Linked DNA regions of Homo sapiens: region 2 is linked to region 1. A link is an interaction called in ENCODE POLR2A ChIA-PET data of the cell type or tissue named here. Cell type or tissue: PC-3. All regions are shown on one strand. Region 1 overlaps PPP3CB (protein phosphatase 3 catalytic subunit beta). Region 2 holds the start of USP54 (ubiquitin specific peptidase 54).

Region 1 (8,000 bases):
CCAAAAATACAAAAAAAAAAAATTAGCTGGGTGTGGCGGCACACTCTTGTAGTCCCAGCTGCTCAGGAGGCTGAGGTGGGAGGATCGCTTGAGCCTGGGAATCGGAGGTCATAGTGAGCTGAGATCATGCCACTGCACGGACAATTGCCTGGGCAATAGAGTCAGACCCTGTCTCAAAAAAAAAAATTTTTTTTCATTTCAGAATTTCTTATTATGTTTAACTTTTACAAACATACTTAGAGTTTTATATATAAGTTTTAATGTTACAATTAATTTTTCTAAGCCAGGCACGGTAGCTCACGCTTGTAATCCCAGCACTTTGGGAGGCCGAGGCGGGTGGATCACCTGAGGTCAGGAGTTCAAGACCAGCCTGGCCAACACGGCAAAACCCCATCTCCTAAAAATACAAAAATTAGCCAGGCGTGGTGACATGTGCCTGTAATCCCAGGTACTCAGGAGGCTGAGGCAGGAGAATCACTTGAACCTGGGAGGCGGAGGTTGCAGTGAGCCGAGATCGCGCCATTGTACTCCAGCCTGGGCAACAAGAGCGAAACTCTGTCTCAGGAAAAAAAAATGTATATATTTTTTCTAACAGGAAAAAATAAAAACCAAAAGAAAAAAATGTTATTTTGCATTGGAGATTTTTGTCCTTCAATCTTGAGGCATTCCTGTGAGGAATCCTAACAAATTGTTTATCCTGTTACCATTGCAGATCATTTCAATCATGCTATTAATGATTGAAATTCTTCTTAAAATTTTTTTGTTTTTTTAAATATCATTGTTTTAAGACTAGTCAGGTACAGTTGGTGAAATTCTTAACCTGCAATGTTTATCCCTTTTCTCTCTCAAATTATTATAGCAATGGTAATCTAATACCTGTAAGTAACCATATGTTACAGAACAAGATTAGGCCTTTTTCACACCTCAAACCTTTGTGCTTTTTTATTATTTTTGTTATTTTTATTTTTTTTTTGAGACAGTCTCGCTCTGTCGCCCTGGCTGGAGTGCAGTGGTACAATCTCGGCTCACAGCAACCTCCTCCCGGGTTCAAGTATTCTCCTGCCTTAGCCTCCCAAGTAGCTGAAATTACAGGCATGCGCCACCACGTCCTGCTAATTTTTGTATTTTTGGTAGAGGCGGTGTTTCACCATGTTGGCCAGGCTGGTCTCTTAACTCCTGACCTCAAGTAATCCACCTGCCTCGTCCTCCCAAAGTGCTGGGATTACAGGTGTGAACCACCGCATCTGGCCTGCCTTTGTGCTTTTTAAGTTAATATTTATGACTGTATTAAGTAGAGTTAAATTCTAAAAGCAGAAATAATTTCAACGTTTTGAGACTCAAAACATGATCCAATAAAGGTCATACTAAGTAGAGACTTGCAGCAACAGGAGAAAAATACAGTGATGGGTAGTGGCAGAAGTGGCATACTCTTATAACTTCAAGGATCAGGCAGTTAACCTAAATGAGTAAGATAAGACCTGGAAAGTGCATGCTTGACCTAAAAGCAGTCAAATTAGAATTTTTATTAAACCACAGTGCTAGAAAACAGAGTCGTTAGCAGACTGCCAGTGTAGAATCTCTGGTTGCTGGATATATATATAGTTTTTTTAATATTTGAATATTACAGTATTAAAACAGGAAATAGGAACTAAGTTCTTTTTCTTTGCCTAGATAAATAACAAACCACCTACCAAAATCTCATCAAAACCAAAATAGGAATTTAAAGTTGTAAAGGAGCAAATGAAAGTGCATGATATCTCTCTAAAAGTAAATGATAGTTTGATTTGGTAGAGTTTTGTCTTTCTTGTGTTTCTATATTGGCTTCCTGCTTCACTGCCCATTTTAAAGTATTCATTGTAGGCAAGAGGAACCCCTCAGCTTTTCTGACATGAGCATGCTATTATCTTTTATTTTTCAGAAAAAATGGATGAACCTTGAATTTTGTTGTGATGATGTAGTCATCTTGCCTGTAATAAGAATAAAGTAGTCATTGACTCTTAGAATAAAATAAAGCAAGTATTAAAATGATTTTAACCTCAAGTACAGTTCTAATTTTGCCTTATTTGGCCGATAAAGGTGAAGGGTTGAGCTGTTTTTAAGAGATTTCTTTCTTTTTTTTTTTTTTTTGAGACAGAGTCTTGCTCTGTCGCCCAGGCTGGAGTGCAAGTGGCACGATCTCGGCCCACTGCAGCCTCCACCTCCTGGGTTCAAGTGATTCTTGTTCCTCACCCATTGAGTCTCTGGGATTACAGGTGCACACCAGCATGCCTGGCTAATTTTTGTATTTTTAGTAGAGACAGTGTTCTGCCATGTTGGCCAGACTGGTCTCAAACTCCTGGCCTCAAGCGATCTGCCTGCTTTGGCCTGTCAAAGTGCTGGGATTACAGGCGTGAGCCACCGTGCCTGGCCTGTTTTTAGAGATTTGACTGACTTATTTTTAACAATACGTGATGACTTTTCTGTCATCCAAAATAATTTTAGAGAGCAAATATTTTGCTTCATAAGACATAACATCATCGAGAATAATTTTAGAGAGAGCAAATATTTTGTCTTCATAAGACAGATAACTTTGCATATTTTTGTTGATTCTTATAGGGGAAGATGCTTTCCTTAAAAAAATTGTGTGCAGTAAGATTTATTCTCTGTGGTATTTACTTCTGTGACTTTTGACACTGCATAGAGTTGCCCACTACCACTATCATGATACAGAAAAGTTTTATCATGCCATAAGTTCTCTCTTGCTACCTTTTTATAGTCACCCCTTCACTCACTCTGAAGCCCTGGCCACCACTTTGCTGTTTACTGTCTATAATTTTCTTGCCATCTGTCTGTCTGTCTGTCTGGGCTATTACTACAGTTGAAACTGTAACTATCTCAATTTCATTATAAATAGCTATAAGATATAAAGGAGGGGAGAGAACAAGAAATAAAAATCTAATATATATGTTTTTAAAATGGTCACACCACCACCAGTAATGTAATTTTCAATTAGTTTTTTGTTTTTCTAGGTAAAATTAAGTATTCGGAAAGAGTCTATGAAGCTTGTATGGAAGCTTTTGATAGTTTGCCTCTTGCTGCACTTTTAAACCAACAGTTTCTTTGTGTTCATGGTGGACTTTCACCAGAAATACACACACTGGATGATATTAGGAGAGTAAGTATATATTTTACTTCCGAGATTGATTTCTATTTATAGTACATTGTTGAGTAGAGCAGAAGTTTCAAACTTCACTTCACTGCCAAGATTAGGTAATAGTAAAAATTAGTATACTGATATCTTAAGGAAATAACTTCTGTTTATTCACAATAATATAGTATGAACTGTATTCAAAGTTGGTATCGTTTTCCTATGCACATTTTATCCTTACTTTTTGATGAGTTACTTCTGTTCTTTCTTTTCTTTCTTTCACAGTTAGATAGATTCAAAGAGCCACCTGCATTTGGACCAATGTGTGACTTGTTATGGTCCGATCCTTCTGAAGATTTTGGAAATGAAAAATCACAGGAACATTTTAGTCACAATACAGTTCGAGGATGTTCTTATTTTTATAAGTAAGGAAAAATATCCAAGATTAATCACATTTTAGTTGTTAACATAGCATATGCTTCATACAGAAAAGCCATTATTTTACTTAATTTACTCTTTTTCCCCCACAGCTATCCAGCAGTGTGTGAATTTTTGCAAAACAATAATTTGTTATCGATTATTAGAGCTCATGAAGCTCAAGATGCAGGGTAAGAATTCTGTTTCCCTGACCCAAATTAACACCTAAAATATAAATCAAACTTAGTAACCATGATTGATGCTTTACGATGCATATTAAGCTATTTGTTTTGCAGCTATAGAATGTACAGAAAAAGTCAAACTACAGGGTTCCCTTCATTAATAACAATTTTTTCGGCACCTAATTACTTAGATGTCTACAATAATAAAGGTAAGATATTGTTGATAAAAAAAATTGTTAAACAACTTAGTATTTTAATTGACTTTTTTTAATATAATAAAAAAGGGGTGTTGTTTGAAACTATTAGTATCCAGATTTCTTTATAAATAACTGTAAGATGGAGGGGAGAGAACAATAAATAAAAATCCAAAATGTGAAACTAAGTAATATGTAACCCCATTCCACAACTTGTCTCTTGGAAAAGCCATTTTGTAAAACGTGCTCTGAGTTAAGTGCATCAAGCAAAACCAAACATGATTTTCTCAAACTCCCCTTTCTTAAATCTTTTCCCTTATTGAGGATGTTTTCTTATTTGTATAAAGCTGCTGCTGCTTTGATGATTTTATTTGCACTGTCTACTTGTTTAGTTTATCATGTTTCTTGTTTTATGTTCACTGATCTAGGTTCTCTTTCCCTTTCTTATTTCCTTCTTTTACCTCCACAGTCTTATCACTGCCCCATGAAGATTTGTATTTGAGCTTTTTTTTAATTAATTCAGTTTCATCTCATTTGAGGGATACATTCTTCTCTTTATTTTTACTGCTTTTTTCCTTTGCCTTCCGTTCCAGAGATTTTCATTTCCCCACCTTCCCTGAAAATTTGACCTGTCTATAGTAATTGGATTTCATTTTATTTTGAATACAGTTTATTGACAGAAAGTGCCAAAGGGTCTTAATCTAGTTAAGTGTGTGCCAAGGACATTGAAGATGAGATTGGGTATGTTTATGTAGTTTACATCTTTGGAAGATGATATTAAGAGGCCAGCTTCTCTTCTGTCTTGACATGTCTGGAATTCAGTTGACTATGCCATAGCTTCAGGATCAGACTGGAGTGGATGTGCCAAGAGGAAAGAACAGAAGGTTAAAGACTTTAAAAAGGACATTTAGAGAGAGAATGAGGTCATTGCTAAATAAGGGTCATGGTGTAAGTTCAAAAGAGGAACAGAGGAAGTTTTTTTGGATGATGAGAGGTGATGGTTAAAAGATTAAAACACTTGCCTGAGACCAAACAGTAGCATGCTGGATAACTTGGGTACAGAATATGCTACAAGAACTTACACTATAGATATCTTATGAAATATGACTTCATTTTTGAGAAGAAACATATCTAAGTTTTGATTCCATTCTTTCTCTCTCTAGACAGGGTCTCGCTCTGTTGCCCAGGCTGGAATGCAGTGGTGCAGTCTCGGCCGACTGCTACATCTGCATCCTGGGTTCAAGCAATTCTCTTGCCTCAGCCCTCCCTAATAGCTGGGATCATAGGCACCCGCCACCTCGCCCAGCTAATTTTTATATTTTTATAGAATGAGGTTTCACCATGTTCACCAGGCTTGTCTTGAACTCCTGACTTCAAGTGATCTGCCTGCCTCAGCCTCCCAAAGTGCTGCGATTATAGGCCTGAGCCACTGCGCCCCTGCCCTGATTCCATTCTCAAAAACAGAACCAAGTGTTAAATTTAACTTTCTACCAGTGCTCTAATTCCTCAACTGTGACTTCCTCTTGTTAATATTAAGGGAGCTAGTGTTCAGTGTCCAGTTGAGTACTGCCTTACTGATTGTCCTTTGTTGGTTTGACTCAGGAGGTTAAGGGATGGATTTTTTTTAGCACTTAGAAAAGAGGCTCAAACCATTGACTGTCTTATCAAAAATCAGATGTCTCTTTGTAGTCCTGAGTCTGTACATAAATAGTGTTAATGGTTTGAGTGTTTACGTTGTATGGGTATGTTTGTAATTTTTCATTCTATCCATAAGGCAATTTTCTAGATTTTTCTCTCTTTTATCCCTTACAAAAGATCTGAAAGCTTGGTATCAGCTCATAATTTTTGAGACTAATTTAAAATACTCTTTTTTCCCACTTTGAACTGATTGTCAAAACATATAATTTAAAATACTTTTATTTCAGATGGGAATTTCATATGGGAAACAAACATATACTTATTAAGTTAGTAAACAGTAACATGTAGCAGGATTACTTTTGATTCTCTATTAGCCACAATCACAAATGTTGGAATTTAACATCTGCATTTCAGTGCTTTTCATTAAAATGAAAAAAAAGTAACCATAAAATTATATCTACAAGACATTTTATACTTTTATGTATTTTCATGTGAAATGCATTGTCTGATCTTAAACTTCTGTGGTAGGCAGGGTAGACATATTAGTCCTGTTTTATAAATGAGAAACACATTAGTTGAATAATTTACCAAGCATTGCACAGCTAGTATGTGCTATAGTTTAGATGAGAATCCAGCCCTTCTAACCCAGTGTTCTATACAGTAATATAACCAGTAACTGAAATCTATGTAGGTCATTTAAGATTTTAATTATATCAACATATTGAAACATTAGATACCTGCATTTGAGATGAAAATGTTATCTCTGGATTGTTTGGTTATAATATTCTCTTTTGGTGTTTTAGTAGGATTTTTTTTCTAAACAAAGTAAAATATTTCTTTGTAGTAATTTTGTCTGATTTTCCATATTAAATGAAACAAATACATTCATACATTTATAAGTAAAATGTTCCAAATGGGTGGGATTTTTTTGTTTGCTTTATTACCATTCAGCTATCCTTTTCAGGTTGCCTGAAGCTAGAAAGATCTTAAATTCTCAATTTGTTTGAACTTTAAAAACCTAGAAAATTGCTCATTGCCATTCTGTGTTTCCTCTAAAAACTGAGTTTTCACAATTTTGGATTTAGTAAAAATGTATGTTCATCATTGGATTATAAAGTAAAACAAACATTCTGGAAAGAATCTGGAAATTTCATTAGTAATGTGAAGACCTGACTATAGTTATAGTTCTACATAACAGTGTTAAAAACAAAACCTATGTTATTATTAAAAATTAGTTCCTTCCTCCCTCTACCAGCCCTGATTCCACTCACCCCCGATCTCCCTTCCTCTTAATATTTTTCTGCTTTTATGTATTTTATATTTTTAAGGCTAATGACAAATAGTTACTTATCTATTAAGTTATTGATGTTCAACTTATCTTGCAGCTGCTGTATTAAAGTATGAAAATAATGTGATGAATATTCGACAGTTTAACTGTTCTCCACATCCTTACTGGTTGCCTAATTTTATGGATGTCTTCACGTGGTCTTTACCGTTTGTTGGAGAAAAAGGTATAATTTTTATTTTTAAAAAAAATTTGTTTTATTACTGTTACATTTACTCCAGTTTACTATCATAGGCACATACTTGCTAAAGGAAACCAAAGTCTAGTTTCACTGTGGTTACAGCTCTCCTTGTGTCAGTGGGTGTGGACATAAGAGTCTCAAAGATATTTTAGTTAGCTGTTTACAGCCCCCATGTGAGGCTGTCTGGGGGACTGGGAGAAGATTTATAAATAGCCCAATGTCTTCAGCTGTTGGATTTTCTTTTTTTTTTTTTCTTTAGCTTAAATCTTTTATGAAGGGGTGGAGAGATTGCTTTGCTTGAAATGGGCCCTTCTGCATATCTTAACACCATTTTTGGGCATTCCACCGAAATTCTTGGGGAAATTTAGTAGCCTTCATTTTAGCAATATTAGTCATTTTAATAGCTGTTCTATACTTTAAGAGAAATCATAAAGAGAAATTCAGATTGTAACCCAATATTCCTTCTCTTATATAAAAAATATGTATAAAATTTTAGTAGTGATGCCTTTCTAATTTAGAGGAACACTTGTTAGTACATAATAGGCTTTTTGAGAGAAAATAAATGCTATTTAAGAAATTCTGTTTCTGTGTTTCATTTGTAGTTCTATAGAATTCTTAGGATTTTGTTACCTATCATGTTCTTTTCCATTTTAAGTTAATTTTTTTCATAAGAAAATGCCTCAGTTTCCATATGTGGAAAATGACATTATGAGAGTACAGACATGATTATAAAACATTTTGTTCAGTATCCCCCTCTATTTTTTCTCACCTCTTCCATATTACAAAATGTTCCTTTCTGTATGAGATACGTCACTTCTGCCAAGGCAATTTGTAGTTCTGAAATTCAGAATTAATACTTAAACTGTGTATGTTAAACAGGTTTTCTGCAGATTGCATTTGGTGTTCTTCATTTACT
Region 2 (8,000 bases), 120 kb before region 1:
CAAACTGCTGGGATTACAGGTGTGAGCCACCGTGCCCAGCCTAATTTTTGTATTTTTAGTAGAGATGGGGTTTCACCATGTTGGTCAGGCTGGTCTTGAACTCCTGACCTCAAATGATCTGTCCACCTTGGCCTCCCAAAGTGATGGGATTATAGGCGTGAGCCACTGCACCCGGCCTGTTTTTTTTGTTTTGTTTTTTTTTTTTGAGATGGAGTCTTGGCTCTGTTGCCCAGGCTGGAGTGCGGTGGCACCATCTCAGCTCACTGCAACCTCCGCCTCCTGGGTTCAAGCGATTCTCCTGCCTCAACCTCCTGAGTAGCTGGGATTACAGGCACACGCCACCATGCCCAGCTAATTGTTGTATTTTTAGTCAAGACGGGTTTTTCACCATGTTGGCCAGGCTGGTCTCAAAATCCTAACCTCAAGAGATCCGCCTGCCTTGGCCTCTCAAAGTGTTGGGATTACAGGCGTGAGCCACCGCGCCCGGCTGATTACTTTCTGTAAGACTAGCATTTAGGTAATTCTTTGGTGTGCTTGAGAGGGATTTTCATACTCTTCTTGCTTTCTAGGAGCTTTAAGTCCAGTCCAAGACTTTTAAAAACCCTTGTTCTATAGACAGGGTGGTTAATGTTCATAATGACATAATGCTATTTGATATACTTTTTAGAATTATGCAAGATATAGTTAAATAAATGAATTTAAACAATAATGATGCTATAATTAGAAGCCCAAATGTGTGGCCCCTATCTCCCTCTCTTCTTTAGAGTCCATTTATATGAGAAATATAGAGATTTCTTGTATGATTTTGCTGCTCAGGTCTGTGATTAACAGCCAAAGTTTCTCCAAAATGTATTCTTTGGATCAGTTTTTTTCTCTTCCCTCTACCCTTTCTGCAATATTCCTCTTCTCAGTAATGCATACTTGAGTGAAACAACCAGCTCTTTAAGGTACACATGCTCTGCCAACATTGTGAATAAATCTCAGAATAAAAACTAGAGTCACCTCTGATTGCACAGGGATTGCACCTGTGACTAGCCACTGCACTCCAGCCTGGGCAACATAGTGAGACTCTGTCTTTAAAAGAAAACACCAGTGGGGCTTGGTGGCTCACGCCTGTAATCCCAGCACTTTGGGAGGCTGAGGTGGGTGGATCACCTGAGGTCAGGAGTTTGAGACCAGCCTCGCCAACATGGTGAAACTCCATCTCTACTCAAAATACAAAAATTAGCCAGGTGTGGTGGTGTGCACCTGTAATCCCAGCTACTCTGGAGGCTGAGGTAGGAGAATCACTTGAACCCGGGAGGCAGAGATTGCAGTGAGCTGAGATTATGGCACTATACTCCAGCCTGGGTGACAGAGTGAGACTCTGTCTTCAAACAAAACCAAGATTAAAAAAAAAAAGTTAAAAAAAAACCCACTAGACTCAAATTAGTTATGTAGTTTTCCCTGTTTTTCATCTACTTCATGGTATATTCTTCCTTACAACCTAGAGTCAAAGGCTAGAATATTTTCTCTTAGGTTCCTTATTAGCTAAGATCAAGTCCGTCTCTAATTTTTGTTTGCTAGAACTCCAGTTTAACAGCTCTGAATTAAGCTTCCCCTCTCCCCAGGATCAAATGATAAAGGCTTTCATTTGATATAAAGCAGTCTCTTCCCCACCCCTCCCCACCCCAATCCTCCAGTTTATTTAAAAGTCTCAGCCTAGGTAACATACTAAGACCCTGTCTCCAAAAATCTTTAAAAAATTAGCTGGGTCTGGTTGTACACACCTGTAGTCCCAGCTACTCGGGAGGCTGAGGGTAGAAGATTGCATGAACCCAGGAATTTGAGGGTTCAGTGAGCTGTGATCACACCACTGCATCCAGCCTGGGCAACAGAGGAAGAACCTGTCTCTTAAAAAGTTCCCAAATTTTGTCACTACATTCTAAAATCTAGAGTCTTTTATTGGCTGGGCACAGTGGCTCACACCTGTAATCCCAGCACTTTGAGAGGCTGAGTCAGGTGGATCACTTGAGGTCAGGAGTTCGAGACCAGTCTGGCCAACATGGTGAAGCCCCATCTCTACTAAAAATACAAAAACTAGCTGGGTGTAGTGGCACCTACCTGTAATCCCAGCTACTGAAGAGGCTGAAGCAGGAGAATCACTTGAACCTGGGAAGTGGAGGTTGCAGTGAACCGAGATCGTGTCACTGCACTCCAGCCTGGGTGACAGAGCAAGACTTGGACTCAAAAAAAAAAAGAGTCTTTTATTTTCCAATCTCGTGTTCCTACTGCGGAGCCACTCAGTTCCTGCCTTTACTGCCGACATCAGCATTATCATTAGCATCTCAGAAATAAAAGACAATGATGGTTTGACTTTGGGGTTACTCCAGAGGGAGTTATTTTGGTTTTTCTTAGAGAAATCCTCTGTTTCTCTTTTATGACTTTTAAGAGAAGCAAAATGTTCTTTCAATGCATTGAACATTCTGTTGTACCTTACTCTATTTGCTAGTAGAAACCAATAATGAAAAGCTACGGAATGTGACCAAATAGGACTTTTCAGCCTGTGCTTTTCCATTACCCTCCCCACTACCCTCCAAGGATTTTTCTTGATTGATTTACTCAAATCCTAAATATTGTTTCTCCTTGCTAATAATATTTATATTTTTTCAGAGACCTTTGTCTATTCTGGTCTAAGGTGGACCTATTGTGGTGTTACATATTCCCTGCAAAGTACTTGAAAAATATGACTTGTTAAGTTTTGTTGAAGCACAGTTTTACAAAGTACTGTTGTAACTAGTCATCCAACTTTAGAATACCTGAACATTTAAACTAAAACCCTATTTTAAAAAATAATAATCTGAAACACTATGTATCACTCTCCCTCTTGACGTAGTTAGCAATCATGTACCCAAAACCTTTTCTTTCTATTTTTATTTTTCCTTTTTTTTTTTTTTTTTTGAGACAGGGTCTTGCTCTGTGGCCCAGACTGGAGTGCAGCGACACAATCACTGCTCACTGGGGCCTTGACCTCCTGGGCTCAAGGGATCCTCCCACCTCAGCCTGGAGTAACTGGGACCAGAGAGGTGCGTGCCACCACACCAGGCTAATTAAAAACTTTCTTTCTTTCTTTTTTTTTTTTGTAGAGAAGGGGCCTCCCTGTGTTGCCCAGGCTGGTCTTGAACTCCTGGGCTCAAATGATCCTCCCGCAATGGCCTCCCAAAATGCTGGGATTACAGGCGTGAGCCCCTGCACCCGGCCTATAAAACCTTTTCTACAGGCAGTTTGACACTCACCTAACAAAAACTTGTAGTTACCCAATTTATTTTGAATGGCGAAGCCCAGTGGTTGATACAGGGTTCTCTTTCTATTTGGCACAGAACCTCTTGTGCAGTCTTGAAGAGGGAATAAGAAATGTCTGAAAATAACTTATGCAAGGCAGAATGTGAGTATCATAGCAGAGTTTTATGGGAGGTGTTTTCTGAGGGGCCTCTGGAGAGATTACAATCTATTAGAGTGAGATTTCCCTGTGGATCACTTCCCTTACCTGGATGAGACATGAAAAGTAATGTTGTCTAGTTGTAATCAGGGTTGAAGCTCTGTAACTCTGTCCCAGTACTCTAGTTTTATTTGATTAGTTTCACAATGAATATATACCTATATTTTAATGACTTGATTGAAGAGCTTGGTCTTGATGTTTGTATGTCTTTATTTGCAGTCAGCACTTATCAGTAGAAATTTTGTGTTTCACACTTTGAAATGGCATTACTACCTCCTCCTCCACCTAGCACCACTAGGAGACCTGAGTTAGAATGCTAATGGTTAACAAGAAAAGCAACAGTATCTTTTTTTTTTTTTTTTTTTTTGTGGCACTTTCCTTGTGGCCAAAGGACTACTTCAATTTAATATACTGTATTGTTAAAATGTAAGAGCTTAATTAGTTTTGGACATTGCCCATGTTTGTTAAATTTTACCAATAAATCTTAATTACATCTTTTTTTTAGTCAACTCGTATATTTTCTCTCAACCTATAGAAACACAACAGACCTTCATATTTGGCAAGGATTCTGCTGATGAGTTTTTTTCATCAGTATGCTTATAAAACAACTTCTTTCAATAAAACTGTTTTATAACCTCAGGTAATACATAGAAGGGTGTGTGTTGGTCCTCTGGGGCCTTTGTGCCCTGCCTGCAAATGCAAGTTCTCGGTTGACTGATCACATGTTTGGGGGTGGGACTCTGCCTGCTGTTTGTTCTTGGTGATGTAACTAGGTCTCTTCCCCGAGAGAGGGGTGGAGATCTTTCCCTGTTGTGGACTTTGGGGTTGAGAACCCTTAGATCCCAAGCATTTTAAAATTGACTCAGTAGATTCCAATGGCTCAGTTTAAATAATAATTTTCTTTAATAGTGTGGCTCGTTTAAGACAGTTGGAGGAGTTTTGCCTATTAAAATGATTTGATTTAATTTAAGCCCAGTCTTGGAATTCTGAATTAGGGATTCCAACAATAACATTGTTTTGATTATTCTGTAAACAACTACAAAAATGTTGTCTTCTCGTGCTCCTTTTGACTGCAGTGCAAAGGAATTTTTTTGTGGGGGACTGGCCCTTCTTTGGAAGCAGCAGCCACCCTGCAAACCTTATTGTTTAATGACCTTTGTCATCAGGAATGCCCCAGGAAACAGCTTCATAATTGTTTTTCTTAAGCCTCAGGTGAAGTTTGTGATAACGTCCTTTCAAGTTACTTTTGGTTAGTTTCTTAAGTTTACTTTGTTTTTAATTGGAAGCTCCACCTTTTTAACTTTGTCATGAATTGTCAGTGCTGAGTTCCTGGTAGTTGGTAAAAAGAATTGCCTTCTCTCTGATATCCTGTTCTGCGGGAAGTCCTTGTGGTTTAGATTCACAGTTTCTCATTGTTGCTAGCTACAGTCGTCTCCTCCCTCCTAGCCTTCCCTCCCCACAGCTCTAGCTATTCCCATATCCCTCCCCATTCTTGTATCACTTGCCCCACAGATACCCTCGTGATTAGAGGTCTTTTGCTGGAGGTTGACTGTGCTGTCTGGTAAGTATTGTAGTTGTTGTGGTAAAAACAGATAGATAGAAGATTCAGGAACCGGTTAGTTTTTGTGAAGTTTTCTTTCTTTTAAAAAAAATATTCCCAAGCACTGATTAATAAGCTATTTCTTTTAATAGCAGTAGATTAAACTTTGAAATTGAGATTTTAGGACTCTCAACTTTCAAGAGGCATCTTTCAAGCTGTTGTTTGTGCTCTTTCCCCCTCCTCTCTGTTACAATTATTAGATTTTGGAGATTTCATATTTTTTCCAAAAAAAAAAAATTCATAGATTTTCTTGAGTTCCTTAGAATTAAAGGCAAGAATTGTGGATTTAGTATTTTAAATTTCCTTCAAACAGAAGAAGGTTATTTGTGATTTCTTTATACCTATTTTCAGTATTAACATACTGGTTAAAGTAGTAATGAAGAAAAAAGAGCCTATTTTGTGGCTAAATTGGAAAGTAGCTGAATGATTCTTTTTTCCTATCAGCAGAATAGTGTTGGCAAAATCCACTAAGATTTTGGCAATATGTTGTCAATTCTAAGAGATGGTTTGCCAAGTACTTCAGGTTAACAGATGCTTCTGGGAATGATTTTTGGGAAGTTAGATAAATTTGTTCATTAGCACCTGCTTCCTTGAGGCATGAGGCCTATGATCCTTTTGAAAGTAAAATATTTAATATTTGATATTTAGATTGAGTCAAATATCACTTTCATAATGGGCTATTTCCTTGCGTTTTGTGTTTTGAGCTTCTAAGAATATTTGTGTGTGTATTAAAAAAAAATTTTTTTTTGGATACTGGATGGTTGATACTTTGGTATTTCAAGCAGTTATAAGTGATGAGCTTTGGATTCTCCCAAACTACTGCTAGTTAGAAGTCATCTTTATGGTAGATGATGTGAGAGGAAACTTGTTTCTGGGATTTCATTGCTGTTCAGTTGAGGCACTTATTCAAATGATGGTTGTATTCGTACAGTAATGATTTCTTGAGCTCCTAATATGAGGTAAGTGCTGGGTCCTTGCTAAGTGCTTTGCATTTACTTCTAATTCCCAGTACAACCTGGCCAGGTAGTAGTATTGTCCCTCTACAAAGCGGCTATACATAGGTAGAAAGAACATGGGTTTTCTTTCCTGCAAAGTGAGAAAAATAATCACTATTTGGCAGGTTAATTGTGAGAATTAGAGGATATACCATGTGTCCAGTGCCTAGCGCAGTGCCAAACATGTAGTTTGTATTCACTAAGTGGGCTACCATTATTATAATTTTACACCTGATGAAAGAGGATAAGTAATCTGCTGAAGGTCACTCAATTGTAAGTGGTAGAGCTAGGATGTGAACTGGCTCAAAGTGTGAAGTCTGGTAGCATGTTTTCATTTGAGTATTGTAAAGGCTGTTAGAGTAGATTTCATTCCTTCTCATCCCTTCACCTCCTGCCCCTACAGAGGAAATCTTCTTTATAGATATTCTCCTTTCTTTGGTATCCTCTGTCGCCCTCCCAGTCAGTCATGTGCTTGCTCTCTCACACTGGAGTTGCTTGTGCCATTCAGTACCAGTGTTCTCCCAACAGAAATGAGTCAAGCCAGTGCTGTCAGTTTGCTTCCCCTCCTTTTTTCCTCTTGTTGATAGCACTGTCATACTTTCATTATTGTTTGTACTGAAATAATTTGAGTACGGGTATATTTATAATGATTAATAAATAATGCATTGATGGAATCAAGTGTTTAAAAAGTCTTAGTGATTCATAAAATTCGGGATAAAAATCTCTGGTTCTAAATGATTAAATCAGAAGGTTATTATATAGGGTAACTTTCTGGAACTCATTGTTTTGCTATCCAGGGGCCTAATAAATTGCTATTGATTTTTGTTCCTTTAACCACTGCTATTACTAGTTTGCTACTATTGGCAGTAGGGTTTAGAAAGAACATTTCGTTTGTCCTACTGACCATAAAATAGAGTATCTTTCTTCTGTAGACCTTTTGGAAGCGCAAGGTATGATTTAGATGCGATATGATTTTGGCAGGAGATTCAGGGACAAGCTAAAGAGCTGTTTGGTTATGCCTGTAACTGAGTTATCTCTAAACGGAAAAATGTGAGTTTGATTGGTCTCATGAAACTTAGTTCTTCATTTATTTGTTTAACAAGGAATGAGCATTTGTTGAGTGTAAGGCAATGTAACTTTCTACCTTGTATTCTAATAAAGTATTGATATACTGGTTAAATATTGATTCATGATGTTCCTGGGAGGGAGAGAGAAGTCCCAGTTGGTGTGGAGAGGTATTTAAAAAGACAATCATTTGGGAAATGAATTAATGTAAATGACTGCTCCTTCCTGCTGATGTATGACTATTAGTAGTTCCTATCACTGTAAGTAGCCAGTGGTATGACTTCTTCAAATAGGTTTGCTCAGTGGAAAAGATTGCTAGTATTAGGTAGGACTGGGAAGATGGGAGGAGCATTCGTTGATTGAGAAATACAAAAAACAAAGTAACTGGGCATGTGCACAGAACAAATCTTTTTGTATGTTTTAAGGGTAGATGAGGTTGGAAATGTGCAGGGGATAAGATTGTGGAAGGCCATTCAAAGCCAGAGTTTTGGCTGTATTTTGTCACTGAAGTTTTCTAAGCTAATTGTGATTCATCAGTTTGCTTTTGCAATATTGTATAGATGGGATTAGAGAGGAAAGAATAGTTAGAAAGTTTCTGCAATAGTCTGGGTGAATTGTATTGAGAATGCACTGGTTTTAGAATACATTTTTCCCAGGCTGGGCGCGGTGGCTCACGCCTGTAATCGCAGCACTTTGGGAGGCTGAGGTGGGCGGATCGCTTGAGGTCAGGAGTTTGAGACCAGCCTGGCCAACATGGTGAAACCCCATCTTTACTAAAAATACAAAAATTAGCTGGGCGTGGTGGCACACACCTGTAATCCCAGCCACTATGGATGGAGGCTGAGACAGGAGAATTGCTTGA

What was found. Peaks named below come from ENCODE experiments on the same cell type or tissue, not always from the same donor. Only the 100,000 strongest peaks of a DNase experiment are listed, where the experiment ranks them.
Region 2: POLR2A ChIA-PET joins it to region 1 with 14 read pairs; 3 of 35 experiments call an interaction of 5 or more read pairs at or near these places.

Annotation. Positions count from the first base shown.
Region 1 is chr10:73,466,622-73,474,621 of GRCh38, reverse strand. It overlaps PPP3CB (protein phosphatase 3 catalytic subunit beta), which reads left to right. Exons shown (of 14, transcript NM_021132.4): 5 at 3,009-3,154; 6 at 3,413-3,552; 7 at 3,658-3,735; 8 at 3,841-3,935; 9 at 6,944-7,069. Among named protein-coding and RNA genes, the nearest start is that of PPP3CB-AS1, 25 kb to the left of the region's middle. In PC-3, no CTCF peak of the experiment used is centred here; no DNase peak of the experiment used is centred here.
Region 2 is chr10:73,588,317-73,596,316 of GRCh38, reverse strand. USP54 (ubiquitin specific peptidase 54) reads left to right here and starts at 4,975. Exons shown (of 24, transcript NM_001391956.1): 1 at 4,975-5,039. RefSeq lists an enhancer at 3,942-4,692. In PC-3, CTCF peaks have their summits at 3,563 and 3,768; DNase peaks (open chromatin) are centred at 4,216, 4,856 and 6,586; H3K4me3 peaks cover 1,509 bases; H3K27ac peaks cover 2,435 bases.